Linked DNA regions of Homo sapiens: all the other regions are linked to region 2. The links are chromatin loops, found by intact Hi-C in ENCODE. Cell type or tissue: dorsolateral prefrontal cortex. All regions are shown on one strand.

What was found. A loop is a pair of places that touch in the nucleus more often than their neighbours do. Peaks named below come from ENCODE experiments on the same cell type or tissue, not always from the same donor. Only the 100,000 strongest peaks of a DNase experiment are listed, where the experiment ranks them.
Region 1: it touches region 2 in a loop (2.3-fold over the local background); 16 of 110 quality-filtered maps call a loop at or near these places.
Region 3: a loop joins it to region 2, with 2.8 times the contacts of the local background. A loop is called at or near these places in 11 of 110 quality-filtered maps.
Region 4: a loop joins it to region 2, with 7 times the contacts of the local background. A loop is called at or near these places in 3 of 110 quality-filtered maps.

The regions. Positions count from the first base shown.
Region 1 is chr15:88,656,123-88,658,622 of GRCh38, reverse strand. ISG20 (interferon stimulated exonuclease gene 20) reads right to left here. Exons shown (of 4, transcript NM_002201.6): 4 at 2,140-2,500. Among named protein-coding and RNA genes, the nearest start is that of ISG20, 18 kb to the right of the region's middle. RefSeq lists an enhancer at 1,597-1,646. In dorsolateral prefrontal cortex, CTCF peaks have their summits at 872 and 1,075 (motif pointing left); DNase peaks (open chromatin) are centred at 1,082 and 1,532; H3K27me3 peaks cover 331 bases.
Region 2 is chr15:88,903,856-88,906,355 of GRCh38, reverse strand. It overlaps MFGE8 (milk fat globule EGF and factor V/VIII domain containing), which reads left to right. Exons shown (of 8, transcript NM_005928.4): 5 at 455-599. Among named protein-coding and RNA genes, the nearest start is that of MFGE8, 8.3 kb to the left of the region's middle. RefSeq lists a silencer at 1,322-1,511. In dorsolateral prefrontal cortex, CTCF peaks have their summits at 1,210 and 1,441 (motif pointing left); a DNase peak (open chromatin) is centred at 1,435; H3K27ac peaks cover 958 bases.
Region 3 is chr15:89,196,401-89,198,900 of GRCh38, reverse strand. ABHD2 (abhydrolase domain containing 2, acylglycerol lipase) reads right to left here. Exons shown (of 11, transcript NM_152924.5): 11 at 1-2,500. It also overlaps the pseudogene LOC124903574. Among named protein-coding and RNA genes, the nearest start is that of RLBP1, 24 kb to the left of the region's middle. RefSeq lists a silencer at 969-1,263. In dorsolateral prefrontal cortex, a CTCF peak has its summit at 1,084; a DNase peak (open chromatin) is centred at 1,120; H3K4me3 peaks cover 1,358 bases; H3K27ac peaks cover 2,500 bases.
Region 4 is chr15:89,298,933-89,301,432 of GRCh38, reverse strand. It overlaps FANCI (FA complementation group I), which reads right to left. Exons shown (of 38, transcript NM_001113378.2): 25 at 1,467-1,633; 26 at 1,048-1,133; 27 at 1-107. LOC124903548 (a long non-coding RNA gene) reads left to right here. Exons shown (of 2, transcript XR_007064749.1): 2 at 1-658. Among named protein-coding and RNA genes, the nearest start is that of MIR6766, 27 kb to the left of the region's middle. In dorsolateral prefrontal cortex, CTCF peaks have their summits at 1,144 and 1,344 (motif pointing right); no DNase peak of the experiment used is centred here.

The DNA of each region.
Region 1 (2,500 bases), 250 kb after region 2:
GGTCTGTTTCAGTCATTTATTTTTCAGGACAGGCCCTTGAGACATTTTCATCTGTGACCCTTGGAATAGATGCCTGGAATACACCCACCTTTCTCTCTCTCTAGGTGTACCCTGTAGGCTCAGCTGGGGCAGCTGCAGGAGGAGGAAGTAGTACCTGCTAAGACGCAGGCCCTCCCATCGGCTCAGGGGACACCAGATAGCCTGAGCTGCCTGCCCTGACTGGGACCCCAGATAGGGCTCCCCGTGGGCTAGACATTACCACCTCAATAAACATCGCCTTTCCTTCTCCCATCCTCAAACCTCATCAGAATAAACCCCGCATTTGCTGGCATCGACTCCAATTGTGTTGAGGAGTCTAGAGGGGCAGCCCCAAGGCAGCTCTTGATTTTTAGATCAGTAGTGATGGATGCTGTTTATCAGCCCCTGCCCCTCCTGCCCCGGCCCCCCGCCCAGTGCTGGGCACCCTGCATACAGACTCTCAATCTTCTTTTCAGCCCTGCGTGGCAGGAAAGCCCATATGGTGGCTGCGGATACTGAGTGTCACAGAAGTAAGACACTTGCCCGCCATGACTCAAGCCAGAGCCTCAGCCCAGGTCAGCTGACTCTAAAGCTGGTGCTCTTTCTAGAGCTCTCGTTGCCTGTGTTTTACATGACTGCCGCACCTGCTGCTCTCCGGGGTCCTGCCTGCCTGGGAGTGGGGGTGGTGGGCACCTCCCCGGTTTTCTCTCCCCTCAGGGCATCTAAGCAAGTCGGGCTGGAAATTCCCTTTGAACTGCTCTGACTTCAGGAAACCTGGTTTGTCTCTCCTCTCAAGGAAGCCTGAAGCCATGGACAGAACCTTGGGCTGGGAGTCAGAAAGCCTGGGCTCACCTCCCAGGCCAGGCTGCATCATGCTCCAACCCCTCTCTGAGCCTTAGCATCTGTGGCTGAGTGAAGACTGCCTAGAGCATCCCTGGAGCAGCCCCCTAGGCATTTTTGAAGACACTGTCCCTCACACCTCATCCCAAAATGTTCATTATGCAGGTTCTGCCCTCGAAGCTTTCAGGAGGACAGACGGCCCACGGCCACCACCTGGTGGCCAGTCATAGCCAGACAAGGCCGACGCACCCAGCAGCCTTGAAGGCACGTAAGAAATCATAAAACTGCAGGGGGCTGGGTCATCACCTTGAAACCCTGTGGACAGGGTGGGAGAGAACCCTGTGAGAGTAGATTGCATCTCCCACCTCTTCCAGACACGGGAGGGGGCCCTCCAGCTTCCCAGAGGTCAGTGGCTCAGATGGGAGGCATTGCCATCCTAGGACAGCTGAGGGGAAAAAAACACTTGAGTTTGGGGATCAGGCAGGTCTGGATTGAAATCTCTTGGGTTCTTAACCTTGGTCGAGTCCCTCATCTGTGCAGTGGGCCATTTGGGACCCATCTTGCCGGGCTGTGGACCTCTCTGCATGAACAGGCAGCCAAGGGAGGCGGCATGGGGAGAGGCTGGACCTGTGACTGAGTGCACCTTGGTGGCGCCCAGCCCTGGGGCCAGCTCTCAACTGTGGCTGCACATCCTAACACCTGATGCTTAGGCAGTGCTTCTCTCATAGCATGGCCCCCGGGCCAGCAGCAGCGGGGAACTTGTTAGAATGGGGAACTTGCACATTCTCGAGCTCCACCGCAACCCACTGCATCTGAAACTCTGGGGGTGGACCCAGCACCTGCCAGGTGATGCAGTTGCTCACTGTAGTGTGACAGCACCGTGTTCAGGTGCTGGGATGGTTGAGAAAGCACTGCAGGTGACTCAAAAACCCTAGGACCAGAATCACCTGTGGAGGTTAAAAAAAGGAACAGCTTGGCCAGGTGCGGTGGTGGCTCACGCCTGTAATCCCAGCACTTTGGGAGGCCGAGGTGGGGTGGATCACTTGAGGTCAGGAGTTTGAGACCAGCCTGGCCAACATGGCGAAACCTCATCTTTACTGAAAATGCAAAAATTAGCCAGGTGTGATGGCACATGACTGTAATCCTAGCTACTTGAGAAGCTGAGGCAGGAGAATCGCTTGGACCCAGGAGGTGGAGATTGCAGTGAGCTGAGATCCAGTCACTGCACTCTAGCCTGGGTGACAGAGTGAGACTCCATCTCAAAAAAAAAAATTGCTTGGACACCATTCCAATGATTTTTATTTAGTGGAAGCACTAAATTATTAATTATTATTAAAATAACAAGAATTCTGCCGTTGATTCTAGCGATCAGGGACAGCTCTGGTCCAGACCCTCCTCCCCATACAGGATGCCCTCCCCTCAGAGAGCCGAGCCCCGAAACAGAGTGCGGTGACTCTTCCTGGGGTGCCCTAGATGTGCAGGCAGTCCAGGGAAGAACAATTACTTATCGACACCTGGTGGGTGCTTAAGCTAGGACAGGCATGGTGCTGGGGGCTTTGCCTGCAACATCTCACAAATACCCTACGAGTTGCTAGAATTCTCATTTTACAGATGGAGAAACTGAGAAGTTCAGTAAACCACC
Region 2 (2,500 bases):
TTTCATTCTGAGCCTTCATGGGTACATGTACAGTTGTGTAGGTTGTACACTGCTCAAGGATGTCATTGCTAAGCAGGCACCATTCACAGTACAGGCATTGTACATTTGTGGAACTCTGTCAGAAAATTGTCATAATAAACTATTTGAGAAAGGAGTGCCTTTTCCTAATTTGCAAAGAGGTACCCTGTAGGTTACAGGTGGCCCTGTGTCAGCTATAGGGGTTTATGCCCAGGCTCCATGATGATTAAGGAAAGTGAGAGGAGAATCTTTGTGGAGGGCCGTGGGGTGGCCAAAGGAGAGGCTGCTGTGTGAGCCTCTGCTGGCTCTTCCAAGTCCTCTTCACCCTCCCAGCCCCACCTCTGCCTCCCAGGTCTGAAGAGGAAGATGAGGTAACCCCAGGGAGGGGGACTGCTCAGATGGACCCCCTTCTCCAGTCTTGTCCCTTCCCTGCTAGGAGTTTGTGGGTAACTGGAACAAAAACGCGGTGCATGTCAACCTGTTTGAGACCCCTGTGGAGGCTCAGTACGTGAGATTGTACCCCACGAGCTGCCACACGGCCTGCACTCTGCGCTTTGAGCTACTGGGCTGTGAGCTGAACGGTGAGTGCTGGGGGTGCGGGTAGGGGGGCACTGTTGGCCAATCCTAGGAGGTGGCCCTCCCTGCTGCCTCTTTTCTCAGCCAAACTGAGCTAGGTAGGGCAGCAACAAGGCACGGGGACCAGGCTTCACTCGGGCAACGCACTCTAGGGGGTCACCTGGCCATAGCAGCCCCACCCAGGTGTTTGCTGTCTGCCAACCCATGACCCAGGGCATTCTGATTGATAGAGAAAAAGACATCAGTTTTCAAAGTATTTTCCCTTCTTCTGGTTGGCTCCTCTCCTGTAGCTTCTAGAACATGTAGCGTTAGGTGTGTTTGGCAGATGTCAGCTTTACGAGGGCAGAGAATCTGTCTGTTTTGTTTGCTTCGGTATTCCCAGGGCCTAGAATGGTGTCTGGTTTATAGGTACTCAATAAATATTTGATGAATGAGCGAATGAATGAATGAGGGGCGTGGGGCCCCGATGAATGATTTATTAAGGGTACACATCTGGTAGGTATTAAGACTTGGTCTAGATCTCTGGGCTCCCGACCACACCCATCCAGAGCTTTCCCTGCCAAACTCTTAAGAGTCTGCACTCCAGAGAAACACAGGGGCTTCTTGGACCACAGGGCTTGGAGCTGGTGCTTCCTGCTGCCTTTTCCAAAGAGATTCCCAGATGAAGAGCTGGGGAGACCATAAAGGGACAGATTTCTGCAGAGCCAGGGGACAGCCTGGGCGAGGTCAGAGTGCCGGGTTTGGGCTGACAGACATTAATTGTCTCAGCCCAGCTCAACCCAGCTTTCCTGAGGTCTGGGTATTTCTCTCTCTTTGCAGCCACAATGCCACCTGCTGGCCATCAGTGGAACTGTAGGGCTCGCTAAGCAGAGCTGCAGAGTGGAGGTTCTTATCTTACCCGCTGGCCTTTTGATCTTACCTGCCCTCCTGTGCCCCGCCTTTCCCCTCTGTGACACCTCTTCCTGTTGTCTCATTTCAGACACCACCCAAATACCCCTCAGAGCTGAGTTCAGTGCCTGGCTGGGTTCAGTGTTTTTAGTATGAACTTGAGTAGGTATGCTTCCTCCACCAGGGGCCCTTTTGAGCCGTATTGTTTCAGTGGGGAGTATAAGACTTTGCCTTCTGCTAGAAGGAAATGTAGGCTACTGGGAAAGGACAGAGCCAGGTCTGTGTGCCTCTCCCTGGAGTCCCTGACACTTGCTGTTTTGGCTTGAAGCCTTTGGCCATTAAAGTTGCCTGTATCCAGGCATGACTGGCCCCTGCTCAGGGCCAAGAGAGGGTGAGTCTTGCAAACCAAGGAAGCCCAGGTACCCTGTCTGCTTCCTTCAGGGTCTGGACCACTCCTTTCCCTATAGGCCTTCCAGTCGGCTGGAGAGTGTTGGTGCATGTGTGCATGTGTGCACGTGTGCATGTGTGTGGGTGGGGCTGAGGTCTGGGGGTACCTGGGATTCCACAAGGGATTCCTCTTTGCAGACATATGGTGTCTTTGGTAAATTAATTATTTAATTCGATGGATGTTTATTAAGATATTGATTAAGCCCCTCCTGGGTGCTTGGCTCTAGGGAATGATTCCTTGACCTCATGTAATTTGCATTGTAGCAAGGAAGGCAGACTTGAGGCGAGGAGCAGATGACAGAGAGCAGTAACAGCTCTGAAGAAAAGCTAGAGGCTGATGAGATGACCATGACTTGGGGTGAGGGGAGAGAGCAAGACAAGGACTGCTCTGTCGGGAAGGCCTTTGACTGGGGGCCTGAATGATGGAGAGCCAGCCACATGAAAAACTTAAAAACAGCACTGCAAAAAGAGCACTGCAGGCAAGGAATTGGTAAATGCAAAGGCCCTGGGGCATGTTGAAGGGTGGAAGGAAGGCCAGTGGAGCTGGAGCCAAGAGATGGAGGGGCAGCTT
Region 3 (2,500 bases), 290 kb before region 2:
GAAGCCAGTCAAAGACACAGGGCTTTGGACAAGATCAAGGGTCTTCACCAGGAAAGCTTAATGCAGAAGCCCCCTCCCTCCAAGTCCCCTCAGCGTGAGCCTTGAGCCTTGACACAGCTGTTTCCACCTGCAAGGGCTGGAGAGGCCAAGTTCACGCAGATGTTCAGCAATGTTCAAGCAAATGATGTGTAAATAGATGAAGTGGTCTTAGAGATGGTCTAAGAGGAGGGAACAGGCTCAGAGAGGTGAGGTGATTTGCCCACGATCCAATGTGAATTAGAGACCATTAGGACACGAACTCAGGTATATTTCCACTCTTACGGTGAATCATAAGGTTCCCAGTAAGTGTAAAATGCTGCAGAGAGGTTAAAAGAATATTGTAACCAACAGCTTTCTGCTTTCATTCTGCTCTGGAATCATTTGTGTAAACTCACAGCAGGAAAAGATAACAGTTTTCTTCAAGTCTGTTAAACTCACTTCTAACATAAAAACATTAAAGAAACTTGACACCATTTTTTGAGTCAGTTAATCCTAATTTGACTGGAATCAGTTACTTGTAAGTGTCTTCAAATTGCTTATGAGACACGGAGTGCTACAGGAGAGATGTGGGTGCTTCTCCCCATTGGTTTTTAACATATTATTCCTGCAATGGAATTGTCCAGATTGATGCAATTTATAGCCTCAATTTGATTCTAAAATATATTCAAATACTCTTTAAAAATTCAGCCTTGTTTTAGCCCAAATAGAACCTTACTAGCAAGAGGGGGATTCATATACTCATCAGAAATGAATGACTTTGGGAAGAAAGGCAAGGACACCTGGAGGAAGGAAAAAAGATGACCTATCTATAAACTGCCACTCCCTCATTTATCAGGCAAGTTTGCAGCTCTGTGAATTCAATGCCTCTGTGCTCTCATTCAGGGACAAACAAGAATTTTCCTGTAAGACAGCCACAGTCACATTCTCATTTCCATGCCTAAGAGCCTGAAGCTTGAACAAAGGGCTTCAGTTAGTTTCATGTGAGCCAAAATGGAATGTGAGTGCCATTCAGAGCCACACACTAAAAAGATTTCAGCTGGGACACTGGCTCCCACAGTCCTGGGGGAGCAAATTCCGGTTGTGTGGCAACAAAGGCTATGCTGCCAGCCCTGCCTGTCCTCCACAGGGGCCACCAGGACTGCCGTGCAGACCAGGCTCCACCCTCCCCCACACCGGTTTGTGTGACAACAGGGCTGTCTTTTCTCTTCCTGAATTTCTGAATGGAGCTGGTACATGGGCCAGCCACTATTTTGTCAGAACAGGTTAAGGGGTGTGGCCTCAGGCATATGAAAGGAGCCTCTCGCTCTTCTGGGGTGGTGATTCAGTCCTAGGAAGTTATTGCTTGGTTTACCTATTCTCATAAAAAGTCTTGATAAATGAAGGTAGTAGTAGCAGAAATATGACTATGAATGTTCTAGATCACAGCTGTAGTTGGGTGAAGGGAAAAGTAACAGAGGAGAGGGGCTAACTTCCAAACTGAGAGGGTAAAGTGCCAGTCTGTGCTAAAAGAACGTGAAAAGGAAACCTATTAGAGAAATAATACACTGGGGGGAAAGTCATAATGATAGAGGCTGGTGAGTGCCAGAAATTATACCAAAGCGAAGTTGAGACCACAGAAATCTCAGTCTCTGAGATAAGGGCTGCTTTTGATGTCATTCGGATGATTTGGTGATTGTCAGAAAACAACTTCTTCAGGTTACAGACCTGGACCCATGCCCACGGGTCCCGTCACAGTCACTTGGACCCGTGCCCAAACCACACCCACCTGTGGCCCTGAGGGTTGGCACTCAGGCGCCCAGGTGGCTCCTTTGATCCCTGAAACATCCATGCAGACCCACTACTTATATTCCAGTCTGTCCTGGAGTCAAAGGAGATGAAGGAGGAAAAATATCTTTTTAAAGTATCCAGGCAATTTTACTCATAGTTCTGTTTAGTTCCAGATAGCAACAGCTGATTGTTCAAAGTGCAGGGTTTTTGGATATTCAAGTACCACAGGATCGGAGAAAAGGAGTACTTGAAACCTAGAGTTGCGTTTTCACTTGAGAAGACACACTTTGGAAACACCTATCCAACAGACTACAAATATAGGCTATTAAATTAAAAATCTGGTTTCAAAATAATACCCACTTAGGTTGGAAATATCTTTCTCCAAACTCAGATCCAACTTTTGAATTGTTTGGTATCAAAGGCAAAGTTAGAGGGACTTGGGTTTAAAAACTAAAATTACAAGTGAGTGCTTAAAAAAAAAACAACTCAAAACATCTTTTTATCAAATAAGGGACACACACACACAAAAGGCAAACGATGATATCTACATGCTTAGACTGGGAGAGCAGCTCCCAGGCTCCCCTGGAGGGATGTTCTCTCAAACCTCAGTAAACTGAGTTTGTCATTGAACTTTGAACCTGGTAGTGAGCTCAGCAATCTACCTGGTCCAAGTCCCCCATTTTAGAGGTGAAGA
Region 4 (2,500 bases), 400 kb before region 2:
GAGGGCTCCAGTAACTTGGACAAACTGGTAAGAACCGTGACTAGCAGGAGGGCTTCTTTGCTATTAAAATCTTCCTCTTGACTGCTAAGTAAATTCAACAAGGACCTCTGAGAAAGGAAGGCACACACAGCAAGCAATGTTAGCAGACACGTTCCTATCAGGAAGAAGAGGCATCTAGTCAGAGACTCCTAAGACTAGGACAGAAAGAATTCAAAGCTACCAAAATTCTAAGAGGATAAAATCTGAAAATACACCTGAATTGAGCAGTAGTTTCCTAAGCTGTTTTTGACCATAAACCTCTCTGAGAATGCTCCTGAAAACTGACTCTTTCCGTTCCAACCCCATGCAAAATGTAGATAATGAACTATGTACCCAATTTCTGGTGGCTCACAGCTCCCTGGAGCCTATCCATTGATCTCAGGCTTAGACAAGGCACCAAACCCAGCAATGCTTATATACCTTCCCTGTTACCTGAAATAACTATGTATTTGATTATTTGTCAGTGTCTTTCTACTATAATGTAAGCTCCATAAGGATAGGAATATTTTGTCTCTTTTGTTCCCTGCTACATCCCCAGCACCTAGAACTGTTTCTGGCACATGGTAGGAACTTCAGAATTACTTGTTAAATAAAAAACTCCTGTGATAGAACATCCTGATATTTTGACAACTATTGGTTAGAAACTAACAAACTTTATTGTCCAGTGTTTACGTTGTCTGTCAGACCAAGCCAAATTATACCACAGACTCAGAAAACAAAAACACAGACTCTATGCCTTGAAGACTCCTTTCTGTTTACATCAACTCAAACAGTGGTCCTTAGAAGTAATGAGTATTGCAGGTTGGGGTGGCTAAATACCTATCCTCACTAGGGTCCTTTTAAATACATTATCTTCCATTCTGAGAGCTATGTCCTGTTGCCTGTATGACCCAGAAAAAATTCTTCTCCTACTTGGTCACTGTCTGCCCATTCTTACCAGCTGCCCCTGCTAACAGTTCCTTTGCAAAGCCTCTCAGGCCAGTACAGCAGCTTTGCAAGGCTTCTCACCTGAAATTGCCGGATCTGGAATGCTGTTCTCTGAGTGACACTGACATCTGCATCTTCTCTCTCTTCTCCTTCCTTATCTGTGACATCTAGGAATGGAAAAGAAACTCTTGTCTTCTTTGATATAAACTCATACTTTTTGGCCTTTTAATAGCTAAAATTTTTGAAAGCCAAAAAAAAGTCTAAAGGCAGACTTAAATTTCTAAAATTTTGTGATTTCTTAATACTATATTCCATTTTCCAGCCACTCTTTGTGGTTGAATGTAATCCAGTAGGTACCAATCCTGAATCCACTAGATGTCACTCCTTAGCAACATTAGGACTGTTCTCAAGTGTCTTCTGGTAGGTTAACAAATGGAATTAAGGGGTTGAGCTAAGGAGAAACCTAAATCAAGCCTATTTATTGATACTGCAATGCTTACCCAGAGCTCTGAGAAACTGCTGAATCTTGGGCTGATAGAACTGTTGCACAGCACTGAATATTTTCTGTAAACCCTCCAAGCACAGCAGTGAGATGCTCTTTCCTTTCTCTTTCTTTCCCGACTCTTCCACTGAAGTAGGAATTGAAGTGTATCTCCATAGCAAGACTCTGAAGCAGGAGAAAGTGGTATTGTTTTTAAAGACAGGTTCACCGAGATAAAATAACAAACAGTAAAATTCTTACCCTGTAGGTGAACAGTTCTAGAAGTTTAAAAAAACTTACATGGTTGTGTAATCTCCCCACAATCAAGGTATTTCTATCACTCTAAAAGTTCCCTTGTGCTCACTGATAGTCAATTCTCTCCTCCCATTTCCAAGCAACTACTGATCTAATTTCTGTCCCTATGGTTTTACTTTCTACGAAACATCATACAAAAATGGTTATCATTCAGTATATAGCCTTCTGAGTCTGCCTTTAACACAGCAGACTCTATATTCATCAGGGATATTGCTATGCAGTTTTCTTGCAATGGTCTGGGTCTGGTTTGGTATCAGGGTAATGCTGACCTCATTAATTAAATGAGGTGGAATATGTTCTCTCCTATTTCCTGGAAGAATTTGCACAGAATTTACATTACTTCTCCCTTAAATGTTTGGATGAATTTACCACGGAATAGACCTAGATCTTAAGTTTTGTGAAAAAAGTTTGAACCACAAATTCAATTTCTTTGAATAGAGATAAGATTACTCAGGTTTTTTTGAATAGAGATAAGATTACTCAGGTTTTTTTTTTTTTTTTGAGACAGAGTCTCACTCTGTCACCCAGGCTGGAGTGCAGTGGGGTGATCTCACTGCAAACTCACACCTCCCAGATTCAAGTGGTCTTCCTGCCTCAGCTTCCTGAGTAGCTGGGACTACAAGTGCATACCACCACGCCCAGCTAATTTTTGTATTTTTTTTAGTAGAGCTGGGGTTTCACCATGTTGGCCAGACTGGTCTTGAACTGCTGACCTCAGGTGATCCACCTGCTTCGGCC